Linked DNA regions of Homo sapiens: all the other regions are linked to region 3. The links are chromatin contacts, found by Hi-C in ENCODE. All regions are on one chromosome and are shown on one strand. The core of a region is the stretch at or near the end of the contact, and the rest is flanking DNA. Distances in the headings are between cores, read along the strand shown.

Evidence for each region. Hi-C counts contacts between places; a loop is a spot of excess contacts on that map. Pooled maps may share reads with other maps.
Region 1: a loop to region 3 is called in a map with no recorded cell type, with 5 times the contacts of the local background. The contact joins the enhancer-like site here to the promoter of UBN2 in region 3. A Hi-C loop is called at or near these places in 1 of 168 maps with a recorded cell type or tissue (CD8-positive, alpha-beta T cell), 1 of 37 single-sample maps with no recorded cell type and 2 of 50 pooled maps.
Region 2: a loop to region 3 is called in a pooled map, with 5 times the contacts of the local background. The contact joins the promoter of ADCK2 here to the promoter of UBN2 in region 3. A Hi-C loop is called at or near these places in 4 of 50 pooled maps.

What each region holds. Positions count from the first base shown.
Region 1 is chr7:137,986,527-137,989,613 of GRCh38, forward strand. All of the region lies in intron 1 of CREB3L2 (cAMP responsive element binding protein 3 like 2), which reads right to left. Among named protein-coding and RNA genes, the nearest start is that of CREB3L2, 14 kb to the right of the region's middle. RefSeq lists enhancers at 195-264, 1,397-1,506. Within about 2 kb of position 1,567, at least 14 of the 41 ENCODE cell types and tissues checked have a DNase peak (open chromatin) inside an H3K27ac peak, as active enhancers do.
Region 2 is chr7:140,671,561-140,674,677 of GRCh38, forward strand. It overlaps ADCK2 (aarF domain containing kinase 2), which reads left to right and starts at 1,385. Exons shown (of 8, transcript NM_052853.4): 1 at 1,385-2,703; 2 at 3,051-3,117. The coding sequence starts at 1,771. RefSeq lists a silencer at 1,320-1,779.
Region 3 is chr7:139,229,903-139,232,949 of GRCh38, forward strand. It overlaps UBN2 (ubinuclein 2), which reads left to right and starts at 1,335. Exons shown (of 18, transcript NM_173569.4): 1 at 1,335-2,050. The coding sequence starts at 1,583. RefSeq lists enhancers at 1,116-1,275, 1,356-1,495 and silencers at 1,666-1,915, 2,126-2,345, 2,292-2,551.

The DNA of each region.
Region 1 (3,087 bases), core at 317-2,816, 1.2 Mb before region 3:
AGGGCTCGGGGATACTAAAGAAATCATTTGCCAGTGGTGATAAGGGCTATGAAGTTGTGCTGACCGCAAAATCCCTGCTCCTCCTACCAACTGCCTTTTCCAGTGGTTGAGCAATCTGCAGACAAGAGGACAGTCAGAATCCCACACCGAAACTGGGAGGGTGGGAATAAGAAGCTGAAACTTCCTCATGCTCCATCTACCCAGCCATCCCACCCTCATTTCAGTGTCCTCCTAGAAGTCTGTATTTCAGTCAAAAGGAAACACTGGATTTCGACGTGCCTCATGTTCCTCAGCTTGTAAACACAGCTGAGAAACCAAATGGTTTTTTGGCAGCTACGTTTCTGCCCCTCTCTTAGCACACAAGAAAACGTGTCTGTGAAGACTGCCTTAGAACATGATGCCTCGAGCCCAAGGGCGACCCCACTGCACCATGCAGGTAACATCACAGCTGTGCTGCAGCTGTTCGCCTGGAGCTGGTTTGGGCCTTGGCCTCCTCAGCCCACTGCCCCAGCTCTCCCAGCGGCTCCAACATGGGTCTTGGGCTGCAGGAGAGCCTGGAGAGAAAGCTTGCAAACCCAGAGTGGAACCAGAAAAACAATTCCTGGCAGTGCCTCAGAAATGAATACCATTCAGGGGTAGGAAGTAAAAAGTCAAAACTACAAAGATCGGAGTCAGGTTCTTTGGTTACAAAAAATATATACTGTTTCCTCACTAGATCCCATCTCTTTCCAAAGGATAACATCTACTGCCTAAGTCATCTGTAACTGGAAAGAGGGAGGGAAATGCCGCACCACAGTTTGACTTTTTAATGGTACTGAAATCTATAGGTCTGTGCCTAGTCGTTTGAATAAGTTTTCAGTAGCAAAAAAAAACAAAAAACAAAAAACAGGATACAGTCTTCGGTGTTCAAGGCTTTTGTGGCCAATCTGGCTTCTTGCTGGACTACAAAGGGAGGCTTATCTGTGACTAATCTCTAAAAATTAAGTTTAAATCAAAAGCTGCCACAGGTGACCCCAGCTTATGACTCCATATGCCAAAAGTCTGTAATAGCAGGATGCTGATGGTGGGACAGGTTTTGTGTGTTGGGGAGACAAGAGATACACGGGAGCTTTTTGTATTTCTGCTCAATTTTGCTGTGAACATAAAACTGCTCTAAAATGCTTTCTGTTTTTGGAGAGACAGGATCTGGCTCTGTTGCCCAGAGTGGCGCACAGTGGCACAATCATGGCTCACTGCAGCCTCAACCTCCTGGGCTCAGGCGATCCTCCCACCCCGGCCTCCTGCAAGTAGCTGGGACTATAGACATAAGCCACCACACCTTTCTCTACCTTTTTTAAAAGTTTGTAACACGGGTGGTTCAAACTCACAAGACATTTTCTTACTGACATAATGTGATAAAAAGTCATCTGTTTCCCAGTCAGGCCTCAGAAACCCATTTAATTCACCACACAGCTAAACTGTGGAGTGAATCCTAAACTCTGTGTCTCCTTCAAAGAGCCTGCTCTGCTCTGGGCTGTGAAGGGTGGCCCTTTCCTCCCTGTGCAGTCTGAGGCAGAATTCTCCTTCCTCTGCACCCACCTCTGTCCTCAGTACTCACATGCCCGACCTCAGGCCCAGCTGAAGGGCTTCCTCCTCCCACACCTGTTCCTCATGTCCCTGACAGGCCTGAGGGCCATGACAGGAACAGAGATTCAGTGAAACAGAGAGCAAGGGCAGAACCCAGAATCCAGCCACGGCACGTGGGAGGCACAAGAGGGGAGCAGGGATGTGTCTGGCCAGAGTGCCTTTGCGGGTCCTGAAACCTGGGCATTGCCAGCAGCTGCTCATTTTCTTTGAAGCTACAATTATTTACTTAATGTTCCTTCTGCAGGCTCATATTCTTATTACAAAGCCATTTGTCCTCACCTGTCCTTATTATTATGTCATACAAAAATGGAACCAATTAGGGCTTGTTTCTATGTTTCTACCACTTGAATATTGTTGATGCCTCTGTGATCAAACTCATTTTCGGCATTCAGTGGATCCACCTGATACTTCCTTAGTGGAAGAGTCAGAAGAATAAAGAGAGGAAAAGACTCACACCTTGGAGTCATGTGGTGAATCCCAACACTCTTGAACAGGTTAATGAGTACAAAGGCTATCCTTTTGCAAAGCCCCAAAACTAAGAACTGCAAATGACACAGTCACAAAACAGACACATGCACAAACTCCATCCAGCCGATGGGAAGGACATCCAGAGATAGATGGACTTATCTGGAGAGAAGAATGATGAAAGGACCCTCAGAGGCCAGGCTCAGTGGCTCACGCCTGCAATCCCAGCACTTTGAGAGGTGGAGGGGGCAGGATGGCTTGAGCTCAGGAGTTCAAGATCAGCCTGGGCAACATAGCAAGAAAGGAAGAGAAAGAGAGACAGAAGGAAGGAAGGAAGGAAAAAAAGGAAGGAAGGGAGGGAGGGAGGGAAGGAAAAGAAAGAAAAAAGAAAAGAAAGAGAGAAAGAAAGAACCCTCATAAAACTACACAAGCACCAATGAACCAGTGATGGTCTCCAATGCCAATTTTGAGGACTGATATTAATCTTGTTCCAAAAAAATCAAAAGAGGCAGCGCTGTGTTCTACACTTTGTCCATTTACTCTGAGTTCCTGGCCTTCTGCAGTTCGTGCTCTCGCCTGGAAACCAGGCCTCTCCTTCCCAGCAGAATGCCACATCCCATGCACACAGGTCTGCTACAGAGAAGACCTGTGGCTACAGAGACACAGACACCGCCCTGAGCTAACATGCTAGTAAGTCCTCAGGGGACTCGGCGGTCAGCTGAATAGCACACTCAACCCTTATTTGTACTGACCACTCTGTAGCGACTCTCCCCTATTTTGGAGCCTATGATGGAATTTTCCTGGCTTTTCTCCAGTTTTTTTTTTTTTTTTTTTGATGATTCTTTCTGGGTTCTATCTGTAGGGTCTTCTCCCTGGCCAATCCTTCTGGTGCCCCCAGGGCTCCACACTCAGCCCTTCTCTCAAACTCCTCCCTCTCACTCTAACCTTTCTGGACTATCTTATATGGATTATTGGCTTCACTAATCCCTCACCAGG
Region 2 (3,117 bases), core at 135-2,634, 1.4 Mb after region 3:
GTCCAGCACATGACCTAGCTTGATCAGTACATATTATTGAGCCTCGACAAATATGAGATTGGGCTCAAGAAATATTTATTGGGCTCAGTGAGTATTATTGAATGAATGAATATGGCCTTTCCGGAGCCTTTCCCCAAGGTCCAACACAATTGCCGAATTAATGCAGCCGAGGACACAGCATCCAGTTCCTACTCCTGCAGCCCAGTTACCCCCATCCAACACCACCCCCCTACCCAACCCCCGCTGAAAAGCGGACCTGTGTTCAGAACCTGCCTTCATACTTTTCAGCCATGCTCTTTGGAATAATGAAAGATACGAAGAAGTCAGTGGGAAGATAGACATGGGGAGGGGGACATAGAGGGTGCCTTTGCGTTTTGCTACCCAGGACCCAGGACTCAAGGGCAGGGTGGTCTTGGCCTGGGGTCGCCGTCCTCTTTAAGGGGCGGGTCAAGGGACCCTGGCTGCCCGGGCCTCTGCCACCGACCCTCTGCTCCCTCCGACCCTCACCGCCCAGCACCCAGCCCTCTGCCCCCACCGGCCACCCTGTAACAGCCCAGCGGGTTCACCTTGCCTGCTGCCTAGACAGAGCCGATTTATCAAGACAGGGGCATTGCAATAGAGAAGGAGTAATTCACACAGATCAGGCTGCGCGGGACACTGGGCAGAGTTTTTAAGGACAACTTGGTGGGTGGGGGAAGGCCAGTGAGTCGAGAGTGCTGATTGGTTGGGTCGGAGGTGAAATCTTAGGGAACTGAAGCTGTCCTCTTGTGCTGAGTTAGTTCCGGAGTGGGGGCCTAAGATCAGATGACCTGGTTTATCGATCTGGTAGGTGTCAGTTGATCCATCAAGTGCAGGGTCTGCAAAATATCTTGAGCACTGATCTTATTAGCAGTTTAGGGAGGGTCAGAATACTGTAGCCTTGCTGCCTGACTCCTAAATCATACTTTCTAATCTTTTGGTTAATTTGTTAGTCCTACAAAGACAGTCTATTCCCCAGGCAAGAAGGAGGTTTGTTTTCAGAAAGGGCTGTTATCATCTTTGTTTTAAACTATAAAGTATAAACTAAGTTCCTCCCAAAGTTAGTTCAGCCAACGCCCAGGAATGAACAAGGACAGCTTGGAGGTTAGAAGCAAGATGGAGTTGGTTAGGTCAGATCTCTTTCATTATCTGTTATAATTTTGCAATGGCGGTTTCAACCTAGTGGCCGAACCCGTCCCATCCATCTCCCGCGCCCCTCCGCTCCACCACAGCCCTCGGTGCCTCGGTTCCCTGCACCTGCACTCCCGCCCGCCCCCGACGCTCCGCCCCCGACGCTCCGCCCGCCCTCCACGCTCCGCCCCGCCCTCCCGGCCCCCGCCTGCGCCCGCGCCCTGGGCTGGTGCCCGCCACCCCAGCGATCTCATACTGGCCCCTGGGCGCACGGTGACCCTGCGGCTGCCCGGCCCCTGCCTCCGCCCGCGCGGCCCCCTCGCTCAGGTCGCGGGCGCCCGGGGCCTGGCTTCGCGTGGGTCCTGGCTCCTCCCGTTCCGCAGTTGGTGCCGTCTGACAGCCCCTTCCGCGCGGCGCGGCGCGGCGCGGCGGGTGTCGGGCGGGGCGCGGGCCTCCGGCCTGAGGCCCGGCGAGGTGCTGGAGGGAGCGGGGCGCGGATCCGGCCCAGATGGGCAGCTCCGTCCGCGGGGTCAGGGCCGGGCTTCGGCTTCACCGCAGCCTCGCCTGAGCGGGCGCCTCTGAAGTGGAGGGCGGGCCGCCTGGGCCGCGGGCCTCGGGAGGATGGTGGCGCCCTGGCGCGTCTCCGTCAGGGTTTGCCTGTCGCACCTGAGGTGCTTCGAGCTCAGACAGGGACTCAGCCTCCTGAGGCCCTCCGAGTGCCCTCGCGATGCCAGGCTCTGCTGGCTTCTGCTGGGCACTTTGCCCAAGGTCGTCTCCCTGTGCGGGGACGTGGGTGAGGGGGCCCCTGACGTTCTGAGTCGGCGAAGGGTCCGCTGCAGCGGGGCGGCTGGCGCGGGGCCCGCGGAGAGCCTCCCCCGAGCGGGACCTCTGGGCGGCGTCTTCCTGCATCTCCGCCTCTGGCTTCGCGCCGGCGCTCTGTTGGTGAAATTCTTCCCCCTCCTACTCCTCTACCCCCTCACCTACCTGGCTCCCAGCGTCTCCACCCTCTGGCTCCACCTGCTTCTGAAAGCCACCGAGACCTCAGGCCCAACCTACATCAAACTGGGCCAGTGGGCCAGCACCCGGCGCGATCTGTTTTCGGAGGCTTTCTGTGCCCAATTTTCCAAGCTGCATGTCCGAGTGACGCCCCACCCGTGGACTCACACTGAGCGCTTCCTTCGGCAGGCTTTTGGGGATGACTGGGGGAGCATCCTCTCTTTTGAGAACCGGGAACCTGTGGGCTCAGGCTGCGTGGCCCAGGTGTACAAAGCATACGCCAACACTGCCTTCCTGGAGACTGACAGCGTCCAGAGACTTGGCAGGGCCTCCTGTCTGCCGCCCTTCTCACATACTGGGGCAGTCGGTGGGCTGAGAGAGCTCTTTGGATACCTTGGAAATGGCCGGAAACCTCCAGAAAATCTCGCAGACCAGTCGTTTCTAGAAAGGCTGCTCCTCCCTAAAGCTGACCTGGTTGGATCAAATGCAGGGGTGTCTCGGGCTCAGGTCCCTGGCCACCAACCTGAGGCCACCAACCTCATCTCCGTGGCAGTGAAAGTAAGTGTTGTGAGAGCTCACAGCTCACCTACCCACTGAGCTATCCCAGATCAGAAACAACCGCCATGCAAATCGCCCCCACGTTTATTTCTATTTGCCTGACCAATATCTGAGTGCTTATTTCATGCAAGCTGTTTCATTTATTGGCTTGAAGTGGCGGTGTGAATAGTCTGATAGAGGAAAATGAACTGAGTCTGGAGTGAACTAACTGCTTGGGTGTCGGGACCACATCCTCTTTTCTTTGATAAGAAGCCACCTGGCTCTTGCTTGGATGGTGGGACCCAGCCCTGGCTGGGTAAAATGTGTCCAGCAGGTTTCTCCTGTCTCACGGTTCCTCTTTCTGACAGGTGTTGCACCCTGGCCTGCTCGCTCAGGTGCATATGGACCTGCTGCTGATGAAGATTGGCAGCCGAG
Region 3 (3,047 bases), core at 85-2,584:
CTGAGCTAAATTGTGGAGGATATTGAATATGAGTATACATACATAGAACTCAGTTTGTAGGTAAGTTGCAGCCAGAACAGAGAACGATATAATAAAAACTCTTTTAGAGACATTAATATGACCCCGTCTCAAGACTGGTGGGAACAGAGACTGAAGGCAGAAAGGTCATTTAAGTATCACTAAGGCAATCTAAAAATGAGACCCGAATTCAGAATCAGAAAAGGAGCAATAGGGAAGGAGATAATGTAGGTAAAACATGGCGCCGAGTAGAAAAGATAGGGTTTTAGAGCTGGGAGAGACCTTTGGAATCATAGATTTCATCACCATCTTCGTCCAAGTAGGGAAAGTAATAACAGGAGAGGAAAAAACGGAACCCTCTCAGAATTTGTCAATGACGTCACACTGACTTAATAAAAGAGCTTTCAATAGTTAATGCAATTAACAGAAGGCTTGGATTCCCTTCAGGATGTGAAGGGCGAGCCCTCAAATTTACTTTTTATTCAATGGATTAAAATGGCCAGTAATTCTTATCCTTTTAAACCCGACTTCCAATTAATTAATTACAAGTGAGCCTATGGGGCGTGCCCAATCAATTCCTTCCCCATCCTGAAATGGGTCCTTTAGCATTCTCATAAACAGTACGTTTCCTGAAATACCACTAAACCCTCTTAAGAAGTTTTCTATGATTTCAGCAGTTTAGGCCTTCTGAATGAGCCCAGAACTCCTCATCTGCTTGTTAATTTTCCAACTGCAAAGCGTTATTGAACATTTAATGACCCTGCCCCACGCAACGCCCACTGCGGCCGGGCGAGGGAAACCGGAGTAGGTCGAGGAAGGGGAGGCCTGCGCTTTCGGGAGGGAAGCCGCTGGGGCTAGTCTGGCTGAAGCTGGGCACTTCCTTTTTTCCCTCGATACTTAAGGCTACGGGGACACAGGGCGGGCAGGCACAACGGCTGGCGCGTCTCTCTACCCTTGCCCAGAGTCCGCCTTGAATAATCAGCTAACAACCCCAATTCCCTTGAACCCAGCACGGGAGACCCGGCGCCAATGGCTAGGTCGGTCTCAGTCCCATCCCGATGCTAGCCCCGGGAAGCTCCTGGAGCGCCTCTGGTTTCCGGGTGCGAATAGTAAACTGCTCGGGAAACCCCAGAACCCTCCCTTTGAGGAAGGGTGCAGACGGCGTCTCCGTTTCCACGGAAACAGGCCGAGCCATGTCGTCACTTCCGCCGACCTGTCTGGACTCCAGACTGTTGGGAGGAAAAGAGGAAAACTGAGCAACAGCCACGACAGTGGACGCGAGCGTCTCCTCTGTGCGCATGCGCCCGCTCAGCGGCCTGCTTCTATTTATGTGGGGGATCCAACATGGCGGCCGCGGCGACCCTGGCGATGGCGGTGAAGCCCATCAGAACGTAGTAGCGGGGAAGGGGACACGGTCCGCACTCACCGTGGCGCCGGCGGAGACGGCTGAGGGTGGTGGAGGGAAGAAAAGCGACAGAGAGCAAGAGGAAGGGCGGGCAGGCACGCAGCGCGCCGTAGAAGCGAGCGCCGGCTCGAGCAAAAGCGGAGGGCCAGAACAGTGGGGATGGCGGAGCCGCGCAGAGTAGCGTTCATTAGCTTGTCACCGGTGCGGCGGCGCGAGGCCGAGTACCCGGGGCCCGAGCGTGAGCCCGAGTACCCCCGCGAGCCCCCCCGGCTGGAGCCGCAGCCGTACCGCGAGCCGGCCCGGGCGGAGCCGCCGGCCCCGCGGGAGCCTGCCCCCCGCTCGGACGCGCAGCCCCCGTCGCGGGAGAAGCCGCTCCCCCAGCGCGAGGTCAGCCGCGCCGAGCCGCCCATGTCGCTGCAGCGGGAGCCCCCGCGGCCCGAGCCGCCGCCGCCGTTCCCGCCGCTGCCCTTGCAGCCGCCCCCGCCGCGGGAGTCGGCTTCCCGGGCTGAGCAGCCGCCGCGGCCGCCGAGGGAGACGGTGCGCCTGGAGCTGGTGCTTAAGGACCCCACCGACGAGAGCTGCGTGGAGTTCAGTTACCCGGAGCTGCTGCTGTGCGGAGAACAACGGGTACAGAAGATTCTTCCCTCCTGCCCCAGACCCCGGGAGCCTCAGGACCCGCCGCCTTCCCCAGCTGGTTTGCACCTTGGGACGCCCACCGAGCGCGTCCGGGTCGCCCCGAGGGTGGGGTGCGGGGGGCCGGGGCCGAGCGGGTGGACGGGGCGGTGAGCGCTGCTTTCTCCACTCCCCAGGGTGGCCGAGGCTCTCACCCGGCTGCGCCGAATCCCCAAACCCCCGGCACTCGCTCCCAACGCCGCGCCGAGCTCGTTTTCTTGTGCACCTTTCGGAACCTCAGATTTTCCTTCTTTCCTTTCTGCTCCCCACACAAAATCCTGGGGCCCTGCAGGCCGTGTGGCTGGGTTCTCCCTGTGGCGCTACAGCTGTCGTTCCAGTAGAAAGGAAGAGAAAACCTTGGGGGACACGCCCCCCAGTCTGAAGCAGAGATTGTGTAACCCCTCTCGTATCATCCTCATCCTCATCACTGTTTGTTTTGCTGGGCGCCGTGGCTGCTGAGGTGTGCTTGCGTGCCTGTGATATTTTTCTTAATCGAAGGGAATTTAAGAATAATTAAAGGTTTTCAGAGACTAAGGATCCCACTTTAGGAATGGAGAAGTGGGTTAGTTAATCTGGTTACTAATTTTTCTCTCGTGTTGGTATTGGAAAACCTTTTTAGCTTTCCTTTTTTGTGGAGTTCGTTCATATTGTAATTGAATGGGAAGGTGTCTCCTGTTTTATTTGACACCTACCCGTCATATTATTTAAGTGTACTATCATTAGTTTATAGAAGGATATTGTATTCAGCCTTTGTAATTTTCGGAGGATGATGAAAAAAATGTCAGCTTTGAATTTTTTAAAATAATTGAAAATATATAGGTATGCTTTTGATGTAAGAGGTGAACAATGGAGAAAGGATAGGGGTTATGTTCGTAATTGTAATTTTTATTGTTGTGGGTTGGTGGATCTTCAGAAGTAAGTTAGAAAAGGAAATGATAGATTAACAGTAAGG